Regions from separate parts of the Homo sapiens genome. Here region 2 is linked to region 1. Evidence: chromatin contacts called from ENCODE Hi-C or POLR2A ChIA-PET data. All regions are on one chromosome and are shown on one strand. The core of a region is the stretch at or near the end of the contact, and the rest is flanking DNA. Distances in the headings are between cores, read along the strand shown. Region 1 has its middle 10 kb from the start of FUT5. Region 2 overlaps RANBP3-DT (RANBP3 divergent transcript).

What was found. Hi-C counts contacts between places; a loop is a spot of excess contacts on that map. ChIA-PET counts read pairs that join two places held with the same protein, here RNA polymerase II (POLR2A). Pooled maps may share reads with other maps.
Region 2: POLR2A ChIA-PET joins it to region 1 with 13 read pairs in WTC11. The contact joins two enhancer-like sites. A Hi-C loop is called at or near these places in 1 of 50 pooled maps. POLR2A ChIA-PET finds 5 or more read pairs at or near these places in 2 of 52 experiments (Panc1 and WTC11).

What each region holds. Positions count from the first base shown.
Region 1 is chr19:5,877,842-5,884,206 of GRCh38, reverse strand. No RefSeq gene overlaps it. Among named protein-coding and RNA genes, the nearest start is that of FUT5, 10 kb to the right of the region's middle. Within about 2 kb of position 3,511, at least 7 of the 41 ENCODE cell types and tissues checked have a DNase peak (open chromatin) inside an H3K27ac peak, as active enhancers do.
Region 2 is chr19:5,986,423-5,992,787 of GRCh38, reverse strand. All of the region lies in intron 1 of RANBP3-DT (RANBP3 divergent transcript), which reads right to left. Among named protein-coding and RNA genes, the nearest start is that of RANBP3-DT, 11 kb to the right of the region's middle. Within about 2 kb of position 2,265, at least 2 of the 41 ENCODE cell types and tissues checked have a DNase peak (open chromatin) inside an H3K27ac peak, as active enhancers do.

The sequences.
Region 1 (6,365 bases), core at 2,262-4,761:
GGGGGAGAGTTTGCAGTGAGCCAAGATTGTGCCACTGCACTCCAGCCTGGGCAACAAGAGCGAAACTCCGTCTCAAAAAAAAAATGCATTTAAGGTTCCTCTGTGTCTTTTCATGGCTTGACAGCTCATTTCTTTTTAGCACTGAATTTTATATTTTATATAGATATAGATATAGATATATAGATATAGATATAGATGGAGTCTTCCTCTTTCACCCAGGCTGGAGTGCAGTGGCGCGATCTCAGCTCACTGCAATGTCTGCTTGGGTTCAAGAGATTCTCCTGCCTCCTGAATAGCTGGGACTACAGGTTCGTGCCGCCACGCCCAGCTAATTTTTGTATTTTTAGTAGAGACAGGGTTTCCCCATGTTGACCAGGCTGGTCTCGAACTCCTGACCTTAGGTAATCTGCCCGCCCCTGCCTCCCAAAGTGCTAGGATTACAGCCGTGAGCCACCGTGCCCAGCCTGAATAAAATTTTGTCATCTGAGCACACCACAGTGTTCTTACCCATTCTCCTGCTGAAGGACATCTTGGCTGCTTCCCAATCTTGGCAACTGTGAATAATGCTGCTGTAAACATCTGTGTGCAGGTTTTTGTGTGGATGTTAGGTTTTCAGCTCCTTTGGGTAAATACCTAGGAGTACCATTTCTAGGTCTCATCCTAAGAGTATGTTTAGTTTTATAAGAAACTGCCAAACTGTTCCAAAGCGGCTGTACCATTCTGCATTCTCACCGGCAATGAATGACACTCCCTGTTGCTCCCTGTCCTCAGGGGTTCGGGGCATTTGGGGTTGCTGTTGGCAGGGCTTTGGATTTGGCCATTCTAATAGGGGTGTAGGGACATTTTTTTTCTTTTTTTTTTTTTCTTTTTTGAGACAGAGTTTCATTCTTGTCGCCCAGGCTGGAGTGCAATGGTGCGATCTCAGCTCACCGCAACCTCTGCCTCCTGGGTTCAAGCGATTCTCCTGCCTCAGACTCGTGAGTAGCTGGGATTACAGGCATGCGCCACCATGCCTGGCTAATTTTGTATTTTTTAGTAGAGATGGTGTTTCTCCATGTTGGTCAGGCTGGTCTCAAACTCCCGACCTCAGGTGATCTGCCCGTCTCAGCTTCCCAAAGTGCTGGGATTACAGGCGTGAGCCATCATACCTGGCCGTTTCTTTTTTTCTTTTTTTTTCTTTTTTTTTCTTTTTTGAGGCAGAATCTCACTCTGTTGACCAGGCCGGAGTGCAATGGCGTGATCTCGGCTCACTGCAACCTCCACCTCCTGAGTAGCTGGGACTACAGGTGTGTGCCATCACACCCAGTTAATTTTTGTATTTTTAGTAGAGATGGGGTTTTTCCAGTTTGGCCAGGATGGTCTCGATCTCTTGACCTCGTGATCTGCCCGCCTTGGCCTCCCAAAGTGCTGGGATTACAGATGTTAGTCACCGCACCCAGCCTTGTCTGTTTGTTTGTTTTTTAAGAGACAGGATCCCCCTTTGTCATCCAGGCTAGAGTGCCCAAGAGAGAGGAACAACATGTGTGATAGCTCAGAGGAGAGACAGAAAGGGGAGTGGCTAAGAGCATGGAAGAGTACGAGGTTCTAGATCCTTCTCTGGGTGTCAGTTTCCACTCCTTAGCCGTGAGCCACTCTCTTGAGCAAGTCTGGCAGATGGGAAGCTGGAAGGTCAAGGCTGGGGCATCCATCCTACCCCTGCCTGGATATGGGGAGGCAGGAGTGCCAGAGCAGCCCCCTCTGCGTCTGGGGGGCCCAGCAGGACCCCGTCCAGGTGGAGATTGGGAAGGGTGAAGGCATCCAGAGGTGCTTCCCTGGACTCCTGCCTCGACAGGAAAGGAAATGGCAGGGTGGGGGTGGCAGAAGTCTGTTTCCCGCCCCTGCCCCAAATTGGATGCTTCCTGCCCCAGGCCAGCTCCTTGGTGGGCCGGGACCCCTTTCCCACCCATTACTGCCTCTCTAATGGGGGCCTCACCCCCATTAGTGAGGCCGCCCACTGCAAGCCTGGGAGTCCCAGGTGTTCCCAGCCCACACTCCCCCTGCCGAGTGACCGTTAAAGATGAATAATGAGCCTGGCAGGAGGGACCTGGGAGGTGGTGATGAGGGGCTGGCCCAGCGGGTGAGGGCCAGGGAGGCCCCGAAGCCTCCTCCATCTGGCTGGTCCCGGAGGCACCTGGGAAGCCCATTAGGAAGGCGTCGCGTCCTGGAAGCCACCTGAGCGCCTGGTGTGGCTCTGATTTCACCTCCTTAATGCCTGCCTTTGCTCTTAGCACCTGCCCGCTACAGGGACTGCCCCCCACCCCCACCCAGCTGAAGTCATCAGAGTTAGCAAATAAAAATCCAAGACATCCAGTTAAGTTTGGATTTCAGATAGATCATGAATCACGGCTTGGCGTAAGTATATCCCATGCAATTCTTGGGATATACTTACAGCATCATTCATTCCTTTTTTTTTTTTTTTTTTTTGAGATGGAGTTTTGTTCTGTTGCCCATGCTGGAGTCCGGTGGCGCGATCCTGGCTCACTGCAACCTCCACCTCCCAGGTTCAAGCGATTCTCATGCCTCAGCCTCCCAAAGTGCTGGGATTATAGGCATGAGCAACTGCACTGGTCTGGAGTGGATCTTTTTTTTAATTTTTTTTTTTAATTTTTTTGAGACAGAGTCTCGCTCTGTCGCCCAGGCTGGAGTGCAGAGGCACAATCTCAGCTCACTGCAACCTCTGCCTCCCGGGTTCAAGTGATTCTTCTACCTCAGCCTCCTGAGTAGCTGGGATTACAGATGCACGTCACCACGCCCAGCTAATTTTTGTGGAGTGGATGTATTTTAATATCTCACCATCTGCACGAGGTTTCCACAGCCCACCAGCCCTGTCCCCGCCCCCTCCTTGACCCTTCCCTGGCTCAATGAGGGTGTTTTAGGTCCCCAGCAGGTCACTGGCACAGCAGGCATCTCTTGGAATTTGCACAAAAAGACCCAAAGTTACTGTAACTCTGGAAACCTCTGGAGAGGTCCCTAGGGGAGAGTGAATGAGGGGCCGCATGCCCGCCTCCGCCAAGGACTCATCGCTCAGGGTCTCTTTCATCTCCCCTGGCTTTCAGGGAGACCTCCAGGTGAGAACACACTCCCTGAATCCCAGGTTCGAGTCCTGACTCTGCTGCTTTTGAGTTTTGTGGCTATCAGCCTCCCTTTTTCTCGGTGCCTTGGTTTCCTCACCTGCAAAATGGGGATAAATCACAATGCCATTACTGATAGCAGCTGTCGGGGTTGTTGAGAGGACCACGTGCATTGATTTCTTCAAGGAGCTTTGTCCGGCATACAGCGCTCACTTAAGTGATGGCCGGGGCCCCAGCCTCCCTCCTGGCCCAGGGGGAGGGGCTGAGCGGGAAGTGGAGGTTAATTTTAGCCCTGATGACACCCGCTGGCCGCCTGCCTTGTCCAAACATCCCCAGCCAGGCGTGAGGTTCAAAGTGTCCCCCCACCCCCAGCCTCTGACATCCAAGGAGCCTGTTTATTCATTCTCGTCTGCGGCAGCATTCTTTGCCTGCCTGTGCCTGCCACCCGGCCTCCTCCATCTCCAGCCCTGCGAGGTCCTGCCCTGTGTCACTGGGGGTGAGGACTACCTCACCTGCAGATTCCCCTGAGGCAGGCTGTAATCTCTGGGGTGGTCGGTGGGGGGTGGGGAAGGGGCAGGGGGAGGGTCACTCCTGCCCCAGAGTCCAAAGATCTTCAGTCTTCGTTTATAATTCTCCAAGTGGGAGTTCAAGCTTCCATCACAGACAAGGACATTTATTCAGCACCTGTTTACTGAGTGCCTACTGGGTGCCAGGTCATACTGGGGACCCAAGCCCTGCCCCATGAGCCGCCCAATCTGGGGAAGACACTGACAAACCAAGAAATAAACAAGATCTTTTTTTTTTTTGAGACGGAATTTCACTCTTGTTGCCCAGGCTGGAGTGCAATGGCACAATCTCGGCTCACCACAACCTCCACCTCCCGGGTTCAAGTGATTCTCCTGCCTCAGTCTCCTGAGTAGCTGGGATTACAGGCGTGCACCACCACGCCCGGCTAATTTTGTATTTTTAGTAGAGAGAGGGTTTCTCCATGTTGCGGGGAGTGTATGGAGACGCCACCTTGGGAAGAGATGCGCCAGAATTTGCAGTCCTCTCCCTCCCTGTTGGAGTACCCTGGAGGATAGAAATTTTTCCCTACCCGGAGTCTCAGAATGTTCCAAAGACCTCAACTGGTCTCAAACTCCCAACTTCAGGAAGTCCCCCCACCTTGACCTCCCAAAGTGCTGGGATTATAGGCCTGAGCCACCGCGCCTCACCAATTTTTTTTTTTTTTTTTTTTTTGAGACGGAGTCTCTTGCCCAGGCTGTAGTGCAGTGGCGCGATCTCAGCTCACTGCAACCTCCGCCTCCCAGGTTCGTGCAATTCTTGAGCCTCAGCCTCCCAAGTAGCTGGGATTACAGGCGCTCACCATCCCGCCCAGCTAATTTTTCTATTTTGAGTAGAGACAGGGTTTCACTGTGTTGGCCAGACTGGTCTCGAACTCCTTACCTCGTGATCCACCCACCTCAGCCTCCCAAAGTGCTGGGATTACAGGCGTGAGCCCCTGTGCCTGGCCTATTTATTTTCGCTTATTTATTTATTTATTGAGTGAGTGAGTGAGACAGAGTTTTGCTCCGTCGCCCAGACTGGAGAGCAGTGGCGTGATCTCATCTTACTGCAACCTCCACCTCCAACCTCCACCTCCTGGGTTCAGGTGATTCTCCTGCCTCATCCTCATGAGTAGCTGGGATTACAGGCACCCACCACCATGCCCAGCTCATTTTTTGTAAGGCTCTGCCCTTGTTCTGAAGTCAAATCTCAACACTGTCTCCCTCTGGGAGGGGGAGTGACCAGAGGCTACAGCTGGGCTGAGGGACTGAGTGGCTGCAGGTGGATACCAAATATAAATTGAGGTCTTTGGAACATTCTCAGAGTCTGGGTAGGGGAAAATTTCTACTCTTCAGAGAACGCCAACAGGGACAGAGTGGACCGTAACTCCTGGTGCATCTTCCCAAGGTGAGTGGCATCTCCATACACTCCCTGCAGGGCTGGCCCAGGTGCCCAGGTCGCTGGCTCTACTGGCTGTAATTTTTGCCGATGGAGAGACAGGTGCTTAGAAACCTTGAAAACATCGCCTGAAAACAAACCAAGAAAATTATGCTTTTTGGCCCGGTGCGGTGGCTCACTGCTGTAATCCTAGCACTTTGGGAGGCCAAGACAGACTGATCACGAGGTCAGGAGATTGAGACCATCCTGGCTAACACGGTGAAACCCCATCTCTACTAAAAATACAAAAAATTAGCTAGGCGTCGTGGCGCGTGCCTGTAATTCCAGCTACTCGGGAGGCTGAGACAGGAGAATCACTTGAACCCAGGAGGCGGAGGTTGCAGTGGGCTGAGATTGTGCCACTGCACTCCAGCCTGGGCAGGCGACAGAGGGAGACTCCGTCTGGAAAAAAAAAAAAAAAGGAAAGAAAATTATACTTTTCACCTCCAGGTTCCAACAGACCACCTCCTAACCGTTTTCGTTCTCGGAAATACCTTCATTGGGCCGGGTGTGGTGGCTCACGCCTGTAATCTCAGCACTTTGGGATGCCGAGGCGGGCAGATCACTTGAGGTCCGGAGTTCGAGAACAGCCTGGCCAACATAGTGAAACACCATCTCTACTTAAAATACAAAATTTAGCTGGGCGTGGTGGCGGGCATCTGTAATCCCAGCTACTCGGGAGGCTGAGGCATGAGAATTGCTTGAACTCGGTAGTGGGAGGTTGCAGTGAGTCGAGATCGCACCACAGCACTCCAGCCTGGGCGATGGAGCAAGACTCAGTCTCAGAAAGAAAGAAAGAAAGAAAATACCTCCATTAGCTTTTCTGATTCTAAAATTGCCACTCGCACACTTCACAAAACCTTTCCAGAATGAGAGAAAGGCCTCTTTGTTCCCCGGCCCCATGTATTCCCTGGAATTTTCTCTCCCCGGGCAGGGAGGTAAATGCTATTGTTATTTTTTCACACACAAGGTTTTGCAATGGGCTTTATTTCCACTCCACAATAGATGGCCCCACAGCTTTTATTTCTAGAAATTGGAAAATGAAGCGTGTCCAGCCCCCGCCTCTTCACCCACCACAGGCTGAAATTTAAGCTGCATGAACCCAGCTGGGCCTGGGTACCAGGGGTGGGCAGACCTCAGCGTGTTGGTGCCAGGGGACCCGGGGGTGAGGCCAGGGTCAGGTTTCTAGGGGGTGCCAGGTTTCTGTCACCGTCACCTGGGGCTTCCCGCACTCCCTGTCTGTTTAGTGGCCCCAGCACCATGTAGATGAGC
Region 2 (6,365 bases), core at 1,016-3,515, 110 kb before region 1:
TTTTTCTGTTGTTTGTTTGTTTTTTTAAGAGACGGTCTCATTCTATCACCTCGGCTGGCGTGCAGTGGCACTATCATAGCTCACTACACCCTCAACCTCTTGAGCTCAGGTGATCCTCCCACCTCAGCCTCCCCAAGTAGGTGGGACTATAGGCGTGCGCCACCACATCCAGCTAATTTTTTTTTTTTTTTTTTTTAGAGATGGGGGTCTTCCTGTGTTGCCCAGGCTGGACTCAAACTCCTTGGCTCAAGCGATCCTCCCACCTTGGCCTCCCAGTGTGCTGAGATTACAGGCGTGAGCCACCGCCCCAGCCTCCTGTTTACATTTGTTACAGGCTAGACCCACTCGGATCTAGCGGAGGAAGCGGGTGTGCCAGTCTCGGATGCGAACCCCTGGTTGTCCGCAGGGTTTACTCGGGCCAAACTTCAGAATCATTGAGAATCAGTGCATGAGCTTGCTCAAAAATGGCCGATTCCTGGACCCATTTCACAAGGAGCATGACTCGGTGAGATTCGGGTAGGAGCCAGGAAGCGTGTTGTTGCTGCCATTCCCTCTCAGGGGACTGTGGTGCGGGGCTATAGGACTTTGAAGAAACCCTACAGAGGAGAGCAATGGGCTCAGGAACCAGGCAGGGCCCACCTGCGGGAGGGAGGGTGGCCCACAGAGGCTAGTACAGTTGCTGGTCAGCCAGGCCAGTTTCCCGAGTGCCAGGCCAGTGCCCCGTATGCTCCCAGGGACACTCGGCCTTTGCCCCAGCCCAGGCCTCTCTGTCTCAGGTGACACTAGAATCGCCTCTCACTTCCCTGGGCTGGGACTCCAGGACCCCACTGTGTCCTGACGGTGCCAACATCAGCCAGGAAATCCACTCGCCCCACCCCCTGCTGGGTCACAATTTCAGACATTCCTCCAGCTGAGACCCCTGAGCCAAATTAGGCAAGTGCCAACTCACCCACCTCCCCAGCCCCTGAAGAGCCAGGCCCAGTGTGGACTGCAGGGCCCAGAGTAGGAGGCCCGAGCCCTGCCCATGGGGCCTGAGAGGCTGGGGAGAGCGGGAGCTCAGAGCATGGGGGATGGCGCCCCAGGAAAGAGGAGCCCGCTTGAGGTCCGCAGGCCATCATGTGCCTCCAAAGCCCTCTGGGTAGGTCCCCAGGGTGCAGCCGCCTCAGAAAAAAAAAAAGGGGAACCTTGGTCTTACCAAGCACCTCTAGGGGGTACTGGCCATAATCACAGCAGGCTCCACACTAGACACTTCTATCCCATCTCCTATTTTTGATGACCTAAGGTAGATGTAATCCCCATTGTACACATGGGAAAAGCAAGGCTTCTGGCTGGAATGCAGATGTGATGGCTGGAGCACGGCAGCCACAGTGGACCTCAAGGTGGAAGCCCCATGATAAGGATGGAAAAGCAATGAGTCAGAAGGAGCCTGGGTCCCTGGTGATGATGGAACTGCCATTACAGCCCTGACCTCCAGACAGACGTCAGCAAGGAGGGGTGGGGAGGCCCAGAGATGTCCCTGCCTTCACAAACTTTCTGGTGGCAGGAACTCCCTTGCAAGATGGGAGGGGACCCCAGACACTGCAACTGCCAGCGTGCTAAGATGGGGCAGATGTGGGCCAGGCGCGGTGGCTCACCCCTGTAATCCCAGCACTTTGGGAGGCCGAGGCGGGTGGATCACGAGGTCAGGAGATTGAGACCATCCTGGCTAACATGGTGAAACCCCATCTCTACTAAAAATACAAAAATTAGCCGGGTGTGATGGCACACTCCTGTAGTCCCAGCTACTGGGGAGGCTGAGGCAGGAGAATCGCTTGAACCCAGGAGGAGGAGCTTGCAGTAAGCCAAGATCACGTCACTACACTCCAGCCTGGGTGACAGAGCGAGACTCCGTCTCAAAAAAACAAAAAAAAAAAAAAAAAAGAAAGGGGAGATGCTCCAGCTGGAGTGCCCCCCACCCCCGCCAACCGCCGCCACCCCTGTTTTCCTCCTGCCTCTGGCTGCTGCCCCTCTGCGCCTGGGTCCTGCCCACTCCTCTCCTCCTTCTACCCCCTCAGTCACCTCAGCCACTCCCACAATGGAAACACCCTCCAGGAGCTGCTGACTTCACCTCTGCCCAGAGCTCCTGGGTGCCTGGCCCTCGGCAGAGCAAGACAGCATTCCGGCATCTGGCCGTCCAGACCTCCTCCCCAAGTCTCCATCACAGCCTTGGCAGCACCGTCCGTCCCCGCATTGCCCCGCCCCGCCCCTTGGCCCTGCTCCTCAAAATGGCCGCCAACTGAGCGCTTCTCCCCTTCCTCTTTGCTACTCCCCAGCTCCTCCTCGGCCGGGAGAGGCAGAGTGGCAGGGATTAGACTGCACAGGTTTGAGAATCAGCTCCACGGTCATTCACTGTGCCCTCAAGTAAATTACCTTCATCGGTTTCTCCCACTGGAAAAGAGACATTAAAAATACCTCACGGTGTTGTGAGAAAGAAGGTCAACATACAGAAAGCACGGGACTAAGCCTTCAAGAGCTGTTTCTACCCCTCGGCACTGCAGATACCGCAGATGGTGGGGGATCAGATAATTCTCTGGGGGGGCCCGTACTGGGCACTGCAGGGTGCTGAGCAGCATCCCTGGCCTCCACCCACTCCCTGCCAGGAGCACTACAGCCCAATCCTAACAAGCAAAAATGTCTCTGGACACTGCCAGTGTCGCCTGGGAGACACCTTCCTCTTTAGCACTCACCTTGATTGGCACTTCTTTCGGGAAGCCTTCCTGGATGCTCTCTGGGTAGATTAGGGTCACTTAGACCCAACTTCCCCTACCATACTTTATAGTCATTGTTTGCAAATCTGTCTTTCCCATAAGCTCTGCGAGTGAGTAGCTATCATTTGCCTTGTTGAAATGGACTTCCCAAATCTATCACCGGGCATGCTCAGCAAATATTGAGGGTGTGAGGGAGTGAGGAGGGCCTCCCAGAGAAGGCGTTTTTTACGGTGATGTTGGGAAGGAAGGTGCTGTGCCATGGAGGAGAGAAAAATATCCAGAGGAGTGACAAGGAATTCCAAAGAAACTGGAATTCAGGCAGGAGGCCACCAGAGGTTTTTGATGTAATCAAAGCTGGGCTTTAGAAAGATGTATTCGGGCAGGGTGGATTCACAGGAAGAAACAGAAGCAGGGGGGTCAATTAGGTGCTTGTTAAAATCGTACAAGTGAGGGGGAGAGTTGTGGCTGTGGGGTGGAGCAGGGGCACACAGGAGCCCTGTGGAGATCAAATTGGTGAGTTATACCCGATTTGGTTTGTTTTTTGTGTGTGTGGTTTGGTGTTTTGTTTTGTTTTGCTTTGCTTTGTTTGAGACAGAGTCTTGCTGTTGCCCAGGCTGGAGTGCAGTGGCACAATCTCAGCTCACTGCAACCTCCACCTCCTGGGTTTAATCGATTCTCCCCCTCAGCCTCCTGAGTAGCTGGGATTACAGGAGTGTGTCACCGTGCCTGGCTAATTTTTGTATTTTTAATAGAGATAGGATGTTACCATGTTGGCCAGACTGGTCTCAAACTCCTGACTTCAGGTGATCCGCTCACCTCAGCCTCCCAAAGTGCTGGGATTACAGGCATGAGCCATTGCGCTTGGCTTTTTTTTTCTCTTTCTTTTTCTAATGAACCAGGATAAAAATCTAACTAAAACATCAGGAGTGATGGTGTAATAAGGATAAATATAGCTTTGCAAAATTTTCATTTCAGTGTATGTGTGAGTGCACATATACACATGCATTTATGGTATTGGGCTGCAATGTAAAATGCATATGCATAGGTCTCCAAAGCCACAGTATCATATATGCATGAGTATACGTGCACTCACACAGAGGCTCTCAGGAGGGCTGAGAGTTGTTCTCAGCTTATTGTGAGATCATGGGCCCCTCCTGGAATCCTGTCATGGACATTTTGTGGGGTTTTGCTGTCCAGCATCCATCCTGCCTTCTTTTGGAATAACACCCTGATTCTCTTGGAAGAGTGACCGTCCTTTTGTGGCTTTAAATACTGTCTCTGTGTGGGTGGCTCTCACATATTGAGTGAGGCGGTTCCAGGTGGGAAGGGAGCAAATGAGCTCAGTGTGTTGGGGGTGGGGGGAGCAGTGAGGAGGCTGGTGTCATGGGCACAGAGTGAATGGCAGGGCAGGAGGTTGAGGAAGGCTGCAGAGTCATGGGATGGGGGCTTCCTAGGTCCCGGGGAGGAGCTGGGATTCCACTGGCTGCCTCCACTTGGATGTCTCAAATGGCATCTCATACCACTGGCTGGGCACACAGAGCCCAATATGTATTTGTTGCTCAATAAATATTTGATGGAAGGGCCAGGCACGGTGCCTCAAGCCTGTCATCCCAGCACTTTGGGAGGCCAAGGCAGGCAGATCACCTGAGGTCAGGAGTTCAAGTCTAGCCTGGCCAACATGGTGAAACCCCCTTCTCTACTAAAAATACAAAAATTAGTTGGACATGGTGGCGGTGCCTATAAATCCCAGCTCCTTAGGAGGCTGAGGCAGTAGAATCGCTTGAATCCGGGAGGCAGAGGTTGCAGTGAGCCAAGATCGTACCACTGCACTCCAGCCTGGGCAACAGAGTGAGATTCCGTCTCAAAAAAAAAAAAGAAAGAAAATATTTATGGAGGAATGAATTTGATTGGGGGTGAGCACAAATTAACGTACCGTACCCTGCTGACCCCATCCAACACTTTCTCCTTAGACTCTGAACCCTGCGTTGAAGGGTGAGACTGAAAGCAGTCAAAGATCAGGCATCCTGGGGGAGACACCCGGCGCATTGTCCTCAGTGATTTTTGCTTCTAAGACCTGTTGAAACTGCTGGTTGCTTCTCCTTTCTTTTTGATCTCATGAATATCCTCATAACCTTCCAGTAAATTCCCCCTTGGCTTACATCTTCCAGAACTGCTTTCGGGGGGTTGCAATCAGTCTCCAAACAGGTACACCCTCAGCACCCAGGAATTTTCTAGCCAGTCTCAGAAGGGGATTCTCAGACCTCGTGAAGCCCTCCCGAGGTGACAGCCCCAGTTTTCAAGGTGGGGCATCCATACGGCTTGGCAACAGCAGCAGCAGGCTGGGAGCGAGGTGCAACTAAGACTCCCTACCTCCACTTCCACGACCTGGCTCATGGAAGACACCAGAACCCCAGCAGATGCGGAGCTTACCGGTAAGTTTAGTTTCCCAGAAGGTAGCCAACTGCCCTTTTTCCTGGAGTTGTTTTGATTCCTCTCAAGTCTCTGCTGCCCCCCAGTGGTCACTCTGTGACACAGCGTTTTCCTTTTCACAGGGGACACAAAGTTGGATTTTGCCCAGAAGCCTGGCTGATTTGTTTACTTATTTGCAACGATGCATGATAAGAAAGATCAAAAACAAGTGAGTGAGTGAGCTAATTTCCTTCCTTCCCTTCTCCTCCTCCCCTTCTCTTCCTCGAATATTTCCTATTTGTTTACAAAGGCCCAAAATATCCCCCCAACATAACAATGGGAAAAAGTCACCTGGCAGATACCATTTAAAGCAAGCGATTGGACGGGCGCGGTGGCTCACGTCTGTAATCTCAACACTTTGGGAGGCCAAGGCAGGCAGATCACTTGAGGTCACAAGTTCAAGACCAGCCTGGCCAACATGGTGAAACTCCATCTCTACTAATAATACAAAAATTGGCCTGGCGTGGTGGTGCGCACCTGTAGTCCCAGCTACTCAGGAGGCTGATGCATGAGAATCGCTTGAACCTGGTAGGCAGAGGTTGCAGTGAGCCAAGATTGCACCATTGCACTCCAGCCTGGGCAACAGTGAGAGACTCTGTCTCAAAAAAAAAAAAAAAAAAAAAAAGGTATAAATCGCCATCATGTGCCCTTGCTAGGATGCATTGACACAGACACACATCGCTTCTGCGTAATCCCTGCCAAAAACACTTAACCTGAGTTTCACTGTGAGGAAACATCAAACAAACCCAAAGTTAAGGGGCATTCTACCAAATGATTGGGCAGTACTCGTTAGAAATGTCGTTGTCAAGAAAAGGTATATAAAAAATGGAGGAAATGATCCAGACTAAAGGAAACTAAGGAGAAATACCTACATGCAAGACAGGATCCAGGACTAAATCCTGGAACAGAAAAGGGACACTAGAGCTGAACAGAGGAAATGTGAATAAGGCTTGCACATTAGTGAATAGTACTGTATCAGTGCGAATGTCCTGATTTTGATCAGGATGTGAATATCTGAGGAAGCTGATGGAGGCTATATGGAACTCTTTGTACTATTTTTGCAACTTTTTTTAAGTCTGAATTTATTTCAAATGTATTTATTGTAAAATTTAATTTATTTAATTTAAAATAAAGAGGCTGGGTGCCGCG